Regions from separate parts of the Mus musculus genome. Here all the other regions are linked to region 3. A link is a loop called in an ENCODE intact Hi-C map of the cell type or tissue named here. Cell type or tissue: heart. All regions are shown on one strand.

Region 1 (2,500 bases), 490 kb before region 3:
TTGTGTGTAACGCTGACACGCACACGTTTTCCTCTGACGTATTTGTACACATATATACTTCTTGCAAACACTTGTGCGGAGTGTTAGGCACTTGGCAGGCAAGCAATGAATAACTTGGGGAAGACTGAACAAAACGCTAAGGTTGTATGTCATGGCTGTCAGTGAGGTCCCTGTTCAGAGCTGGGATCCACCACTGGCTTTTTGAGGGTGGACGAGTTACACAGAAAGGGATGGACAAGCTCTGCCTGACGACAGTAGTATCTCTGAACTCTGGAGCATTCTCAGACCTACTGCACAACCATAGCAGGAAAGAGAGCTGGTTGGTGGGAGTGCAGGGCGGGAGCTGGGAAGTGGTTTCTTTGTTCTGGGAGATTTCAGCCGGCACGAACCGCAAATTTTACTGTCTGCACACCAAGAGCCCCTCCCCTCCCCCTTACCGCCTTCCTTTCCAACCTGAGAATTCATTCGCTGCCACCCTCGGTCTCTTCCTCTGCCCCAGAGCAGTCACCAGGGAAAGATCTCTTTGTTGAGAACACCCCGAGACAACTCAGAGTTGCAGAGTTCCCAGGGCACTGCCAGGGTTGCCCTCCGAGGAGAGTGGTCTCCCGGGCACAGACCCCCACCTGTTGATCTCTCCTTTCCCCGGGGGTGAGCGGCAACTTGCATTGTGCCGGGATCTCACGCGTTTCCCCGGCAGGCTCGGCAGATGGCGCTCATGAGCAAAGCCACCACGGTCCCTTCCCTGCCCCTCCCCACCGTCGGGGCCTCGCTGGGCTAAAGCAAAAACAGATGTTTTCATCATTTTTGGATCTGGCACGTGACTTGCAGTTCAGCAATGTGCCGACAGAACCCAGAGTTGTGTGTTTCCTTCATCTCCCGCAAAATAAAACAATCTTCCTTAAATGAGCGTTCCTCTAAGTGAGCCTGCGACACACGATCTCTTTAGCACAAGGGGTTGTTTGCTTAATGGAACTCCAACTGCGAGTGCCCTGCTAGCCAGTCTTGGGTCTATAATTGGGAAGAGGTCCTTTTTCAGAGAAGACAGTGAGCGGCCAGACTGGCTATCTTTACCTTAAGGGCTGGGGACAGGCGCTAGCGTTTTAAAAATAGCCCTGGTCTGGCTGGCGAGGAACCTGCCTTGCGTGGGTGCATAGGGGTCGCGAACAAAACAGGAAGGCCGAGGCGGCGCGCCCTGTTCCCCGCGCCCACGGCAGGTGGCAGCATTGGCCCGAGCTGGCCTCTGCCACTGGCCAAGCCCAAAGAGGGCCCTTTTACTTTCGGTGGCCTCAAAATTATTAGTTCCAGATGAATTCTTGCGATTGTAATATTTGGTTTAACCCAATCGGCCCGATTGCGTCAGCGTACGCTCACACTCAGCCGTCTGAAGTCTAACCAGACATCAGAGGCTTGTTTCAGGAGTGTCAACATTCCTCATCCTTTGAAAGAATTAAAACAAAAAAACGCAAACGCTGATTTATCCCCAAAGGAAAGGGGGGCTGAACAGACGTGCAGCTAGGGTGACCAGAGGGAGTGAACGTGGAGATTCAGGCGGGAGTCAACAGTTGAACCTTGACGAAGCCTGCTTGGGGAGAATTGGAGTTCTTTGTCGATCTAGGACGGACCTCTGGGTTTTATGAAGGTTGGGGCGAATAAGCTGAACTGGTTTGTGAGACAAGAGGCCTGGAGTCATGTAGACTGCTATTGCCAGGCACAGAACACGCTGAGCCTCTGTTTAACCCTTGGCCTGGCTGCTCCTTCCAGGGCCAGACACAGCCTCCTAACAGCTGTGGGGGATTTCTGAATCTCCCTTAAGGATGCAAGCTGTGTTTCCTGAGGATAGCAGCCCACACCCCAGAGGACCTCTTGAAAAGATGAGGCCTCCAGCAGACCTTGCTGAGTGGACCCGCTGGAATGATCATATGTCTTGTAAACAGCCCTTTGCGTGTCACACACCAGGCAGGGATGCTTGGGGACCCATTCTAGTAGTCTCGGGTTTTACAGGTGTTATCCTATGAGATTAAAAGACTGCACGCTGAGTGCAGGGGCACTGATAGTTAAATCTGGCCACAAGACACACAGTTCCACCCACGAGAGCAGAAAGGGTGCCCTGCCTCCCTTGGCTGAGCTGGAATGACTTGTCCTCGGAAAAGAAGGTCTGGTCTTTACTGTGCGGTCCCCATCCATGCATTTTTTTTTCCAATCTGTCTTCAAACTCTTCAAGTAATGTGGTCAAGGAAGCTAGGGAGATTTCTGCTAGCTAATTTCAGGGAGCTTGCCGGCTTTCAAGCAGGTCTCTGGCTCAACTCGGTGCTGATCAAAAGCCAGCACCCATCTGGCAGATGCCTCAGGTCCTGCCCTTGGAGAGCTAGCTGGTGGTGGCTGACTGGGGTCGGAGTCTGCCAGGCAGGCTGGCTGTGCGGCCATCTTGTCCTTCCCTTTTCTCTGCCCAGTGGTGGTTGAGCTCAGTGAATCAAGCATGGAAATAAAAATGGTGGGTGAA
Region 2 (2,500 bases), 230 kb after region 3:
TTGACGGGAAAATTGTATACATTTCAAATGTATACCATAAAGCCTGATGAGCATATGTATTGTAAAATTCTCCCCGTAGTAGACCCAATTCATATGTTTATTACTTCCGTTAACTCTTTATATAGCTGACGAAAACTCCTGTGATAAGTTCTCGTAGAAAACTCCAAGTGTGTGCTACATTACTATAAGTATTGTCAACATGCTGTAGAATAGGTCTACAGAACTGATTCATCCTGCATAACTGACCTTTGACCAATGTCCTCCCCTGTCTTCCAATCCCAGCCACTAGAAGCCATCATTATACTCAGGACTTCTCTACAAGTTCAATTTCTTCATATAAATGGGATCATGCAGGATTTGGCTCTCTATGTATCACATTTCACATAATATAATGTTCTCCAGGTCCATTGCTAATAAATGTGACATCACATAGTTGACAGGAATCCCCCTTCTTTGAAAGCTGAATAATATTCCACCTTTATATGAATACGTATGTGTTCATATGTATGTGTCACAATTTATCTGTCCATTCACCTTTTATTATGGTTGCAGTGTCTATGAACGTTGTTACAATGAACAGCAGGATGCTATTACCTCTTTAAGATGCTCTTTTTATTTCCTTTGGCTACATAATCAAATGAGGGATTGTAGGAGCACATAAAGGTTCTAGTTCTTAGGAACATACACACTATTTTTCGTAATAACAGTAATGATAGACATTCCCATCAACTGTGCACATGGGTCTGCTCCCCACATCCTCACCAACACTTACATATGTGTTTAGTAATACCCACCCTAACAGGTGCTAGGTGATGGTTTATTTATGTGTGCACATGGTACACATGAGTTGTCCACTCTTCAGTGTGTGGCTTTAAGACTTCAAGACCCAAACATTCCAAGTTGGATAAAGTAAATCAGACCTGTAATCATAGCACTTAGAAAGAGCTGAGGAAGATGGATTGTGGCACAGTCAAAACCAGTGAGAGCTATGCAGTGCGTCCCAGGCTAGCCTGAGTCATGGAGTAAGACCTTATCTTAAAAAGAGCCATGTGTCTTGTCTTTGCAGAATAAGATGTTTTCCTTATGAGACCAGGATCTACTTTGATGTGTGTTAGATTTAAAAACCTTCTCTATGTGTAATGGGCCTTCTTTATAAATGTGATGACTCCTCTATATGCAAATACTGACTGGTAGTTCTAAAATCAGCATGCGCACACCTAGTAGGGACAAATTAATGTTACTTATGGTTTCTGTTTGTCTTAGCAAAGTAATAGAGAATAGCATTTTGTCCAAATACCTGGGAATAGATTAAGTAAGAAGAATAAATCCAGTAATTAGTTTTGGAGTTGAAAGCAGGGTTGACTTCATTATATAATGGCTTCCAAAGGGAATGGCTGTCTTTCTTTTGAAGTTTGATTAAATGTGTGCCTAGGGAGAATATTCCACTCGGCCCTCCTCAGGGATTCCTTTCCACGGTGTGGTTTCCCTGGGGTACTTGGTACAGTGATCTGCTCTGCTTTCCTTCACAATTGTCCTGAGGCCCTTTGTGTTTTCAAACTGCTCTGCCACTGTTTTGTTCCTTAGGATTCACTTAAAAATGATTCCATGAGGGGATACCGTGAAGCAAGCACAGTTCAAAGGGTTTCTGACGAAACTGTAACAGAGAATTTGAACGTTGGTACATTGATAGGGTGTTTTCAAATTGTCCTTTTAAAAACATAGTCATGTCCAAAATTCAAGCATGCTTGAGAGAACACCAAGCTCAGCTTTCTCTCTTTGGAGACAGGGTACAGTCGACAGATGAAAGCGCACAATGGTCAGATACATTTACATTTCCGATAAACAGTTGGCTTGTTAGCATACATGTCTCAATAACCCCATAAGAAATCTAATTTTAGGAGTTCTGGGTTCTTATTTTCTAAATCTGGTACCTCTGGAACAGGAAGAAGATGTATTAATCACCCCAGAGCTGTGTGAACTGCAAGATAGATAGATAGATAGATAGATAGATAGATAGATAGATAGATAGATAGATAGATACATAGATACATAGATACATAGATACATAGATACATAGATACATAGATAGATACATAGATAGATACATAGATAGATACATAGACAGATACATAGATAGATACATAGATAGATACATAGATAGATACATAGATAGATAAATTGTAATCTTCACCCTTTTAAAAAGTTTTAGAAATTTATTTGAGTCCAGTTACAAGCTGCCCTCTGACCCTTACATGCCAGTCATGGCATGGGAGCACTCATCCACACACAATAAATGTATACGCATGCATATGTGCACATGCCTGCGTGTATGTGTGGTTATGGGTATACTGCGTGCATTCTTGCATGCGTGCATGAGTTGTGTGTGTGCACACACATATGTGTGTCTGTGTGTGTCTGTATGCGTGTGTGTGTGTGTGTGTGTGTGTTTGTGTGCGCACGCGTGTGTGTTCATGCACCTCAGCGCTCATGCGGAAGTCAG
Region 3 (2,500 bases):
AGCACCTCCCAGTGCTAACACAGAGCAGGAATTTAGTAAGTGCTTACTGAGCAAAATGAATGTGCCCCCTCGCTCGAGGGCTCTTGCTGGCACAGCCACTCACTTCTTCTCTTTCCCAAGAGTATCATGTAACCTTTGCTCTCAGGAAGTTCTGACTTGCGTTTATCTCAAGTCTCTTTTATGCATATATTTCTGAGTTTTATTTTTTCCCTTCTAATTTCAAAAAACAATTGCTGGTCATGTGCCTCACGCTTATCAGAGTAACTGCAGAAGTCAGCCATTCTACAAAGTCAGCTTTATTTAAGGAATTAAATTGGAAATGAGCATTTGAGATCTCGGGGCCACCTTTCCCTTTTGATAGACAAATAGCAAAGAATTTTTTAGATGAAGTTTGAGACAGACACAGAGGTACACCTGTAATCCCAACACTCTACAGGCTAAGGTGGGAGAACCATAAGTTGGAGGTTAGCCTATGCTACAGAGTGAGACCTACCTCGAAAATGATACCTAGAGGATTTTGATCAGCTAGAGTCTTGGCATTACAGTGACGTTTTGAGGTGAGCCTCCAATATGCCATGCTTATATTACATGTGTAAGTATATGTTTAAGGGACAAATGTGTAAGAACCTATTGTCAAGAGCTGATCAGACTAGAACAGGGAACCATCGGAAGGCAAGAAAAGCAAACCTTTTCTCTCTGTGGTCCTTTGTTTAAAATCACTAACTCATTGGTGAGGATGCAGGAAAGTCCCAAGAGTTTAAACAACACAATGAACCAAAAATCAAACTTGAGAAAACTGGGACGGGGGTAGGGGTGGGGGGTGGGGGCTGTCAATTGGTACAAATTGAGGATGTGATGAAAGTCCATTAAAGGACAAATGTCATATGCCCGTTGCCCTTTCAAAAGAAATGTTTGTGCGTTTTCACTGCTAAAGCAAGTTTCCACTGACCACACATTCAGAAAGCTAGCAAGAATTGCCCTTCAGCAGCCCTCAAACTGGCAGACTCCTTCCTTCTGGCCAGTGAGCTCAGGGTCTGCGTGACTGCAAGGCAAGTCATTTGGGGACACTGGAATTCTGAGCTAGGAGCCAGACGAGGCAACAAAGATAAGGTCTGGACAGAAACCTGGCAGCCTAAGCAACATCTGCTGGGACCAAGGGTTTGGCTCTGGCTCCTGCCGGGCTTGCTAGGGCTGCAAGCCGGGAAGCAGGCCTGTGGTGCTCCTGACAGCAGGTGGCGCAGGAGAGCAAAAACCAAACCCGGCAGGACCCAAGAGGAAGCAGGAACCATTGTGTTCTTCCGGCCTTTGCAAGTAAGCACCATTGTCAAGGGAGGCCACGGAGACCATGCTCGCCTCTTAACGTTCCACACATTTCCTCGGTGGGGTACAAAGTTACATGTGGGTCTTTCTCAGGGAAAGAAAAAAACAAGATGGGCCTAGAGATAAACCTTTCAGGAAATGTGCCACGAAAATCCAAGATTCAACATTGTACATTGATTTCAGAAGCCGGAGCTGAAAGGTGCAAACCACTCTGAACTCTGAGACAGGGCATGACCAAAGTTCAGTTTCTGAAGTTCCATCCACATCTAAAAAACAAAACCAAAACAATAACAAGGAAAACACCCACCTAACGTGACTGGCGGCAGTCTAGAACGCAACAGTTTTGAATAGCCACAGCAAGAAAGAAAACACAGGTGCATCTTTAATGAGACTAAAAGAAGCAACTTTAATGTCTCTCTCCTTCTAAGCTTGTCTCCAAATACATCCTTTGTGGGAAAAGGCAGTGTAAAGGCTCCCTTCCCACATAAATACCCAGAATTCCTCATATTCTGTGTTCCACAGGGAAGAGAAATTAGTCCTTCTTGTTCATTCTTTTTTGTTTTTTTTTGTTTTGGGGGGGTTGCTTGTTTGTTTGTTTTTCAAGACAGGGTTTCTCTGTATAGCCCTGGCTGTTCTTGTTCATTTTTATAGTATCACAAATTTAAGAACCTTATGCAGTAGAAGATTCTAAGTGCTGGCGGTGGGGGTGTACCTGACGTACAGGGTACAAAAGAGCCCTTCTTCTCAAATACACAATACCCCGTGAGCCTCAAAGCAGTAGGGGGCAAAGATGTTCTTCAGCTGTGTAGGTTGGCTTGGGGGGAAACCGTGAGTAAACGAGAGGAATTTTCCTTGTTTTTCCACTTGGTTTCCTTTTGTGTTGGGATTTCTTACACAGGCAAGGAGCTCTCTAAGCACCAGTGTTATATAAACCAGTGTTCAAAGTTTATGTAAGCGTGGAGAGCAAAGAGCTCCCTGGCTTAGAGAAAGTTGGTGGAACATTCAATGCATTTGTTCAACATTCAAGGCTCCCCAAAGCTTCTGGACGTTTTGCTTCACTAGTAGATGTGTTCTGGATCTATCATATGACCTACCTGCTGCCGTGGTGGATGCCCACACCATAGGTGTTTCAATGACAGAAAGTGTGAGTCAACAACAACAAAAAACAAAAAGAAACAGT

What was found. Peaks named below come from ENCODE experiments on the same cell type or tissue, not always from the same donor. Only the 100,000 strongest peaks of a DNase experiment are listed, where the experiment ranks them.
Region 1: it touches region 3 in a loop (7-fold over the local background); 32 of 42 quality-filtered maps call a loop at or near these places.
Region 2: a loop joins it to region 3, with 7 times the contacts of the local background. A loop is called at or near these places in 34 of 42 quality-filtered maps.

What each region holds. Positions count from the first base shown.
Region 1 is chr9:41,949,536-41,952,035 of GRCm38, reverse strand. No RefSeq gene overlaps it. Among named protein-coding and RNA genes, the nearest start is that of Gm36227, 32 kb to the right of the region's middle. RefSeq lists an enhancer at 1-2,500. In heart, CTCF peaks have their summits at 693 and 1,207; DNase peaks (open chromatin) are centred at 715, 1,205, 1,775 and 2,355; H3K4me3 peaks cover 1,763 bases; H3K27ac peaks cover 2,500 bases.
Region 2 is chr9:41,230,284-41,232,783 of GRCm38, reverse strand. No RefSeq gene overlaps it. Among named protein-coding and RNA genes, the nearest start is that of 1700063D05Rik, 25 kb to the right of the region's middle. RefSeq lists an enhancer at 2,239-2,500. In heart, no CTCF peak of the experiment used is centred here; no DNase peak of the experiment used is centred here; H3K27ac peaks cover 215 bases.
Region 3 is chr9:41,460,652-41,463,151 of GRCm38, reverse strand. The region is part of intron 3 of Mir100hg (Mir100 Mirlet7a-2 Mir125b-1 cluster host gene); the gene reads right to left. Among named protein-coding and RNA genes, the nearest start is that of Mir100, 70 kb to the left of the region's middle. In heart, no CTCF peak of the experiment used is centred here; a DNase peak (open chromatin) is centred at 1,131; H3K27ac peaks cover 1,074 bases.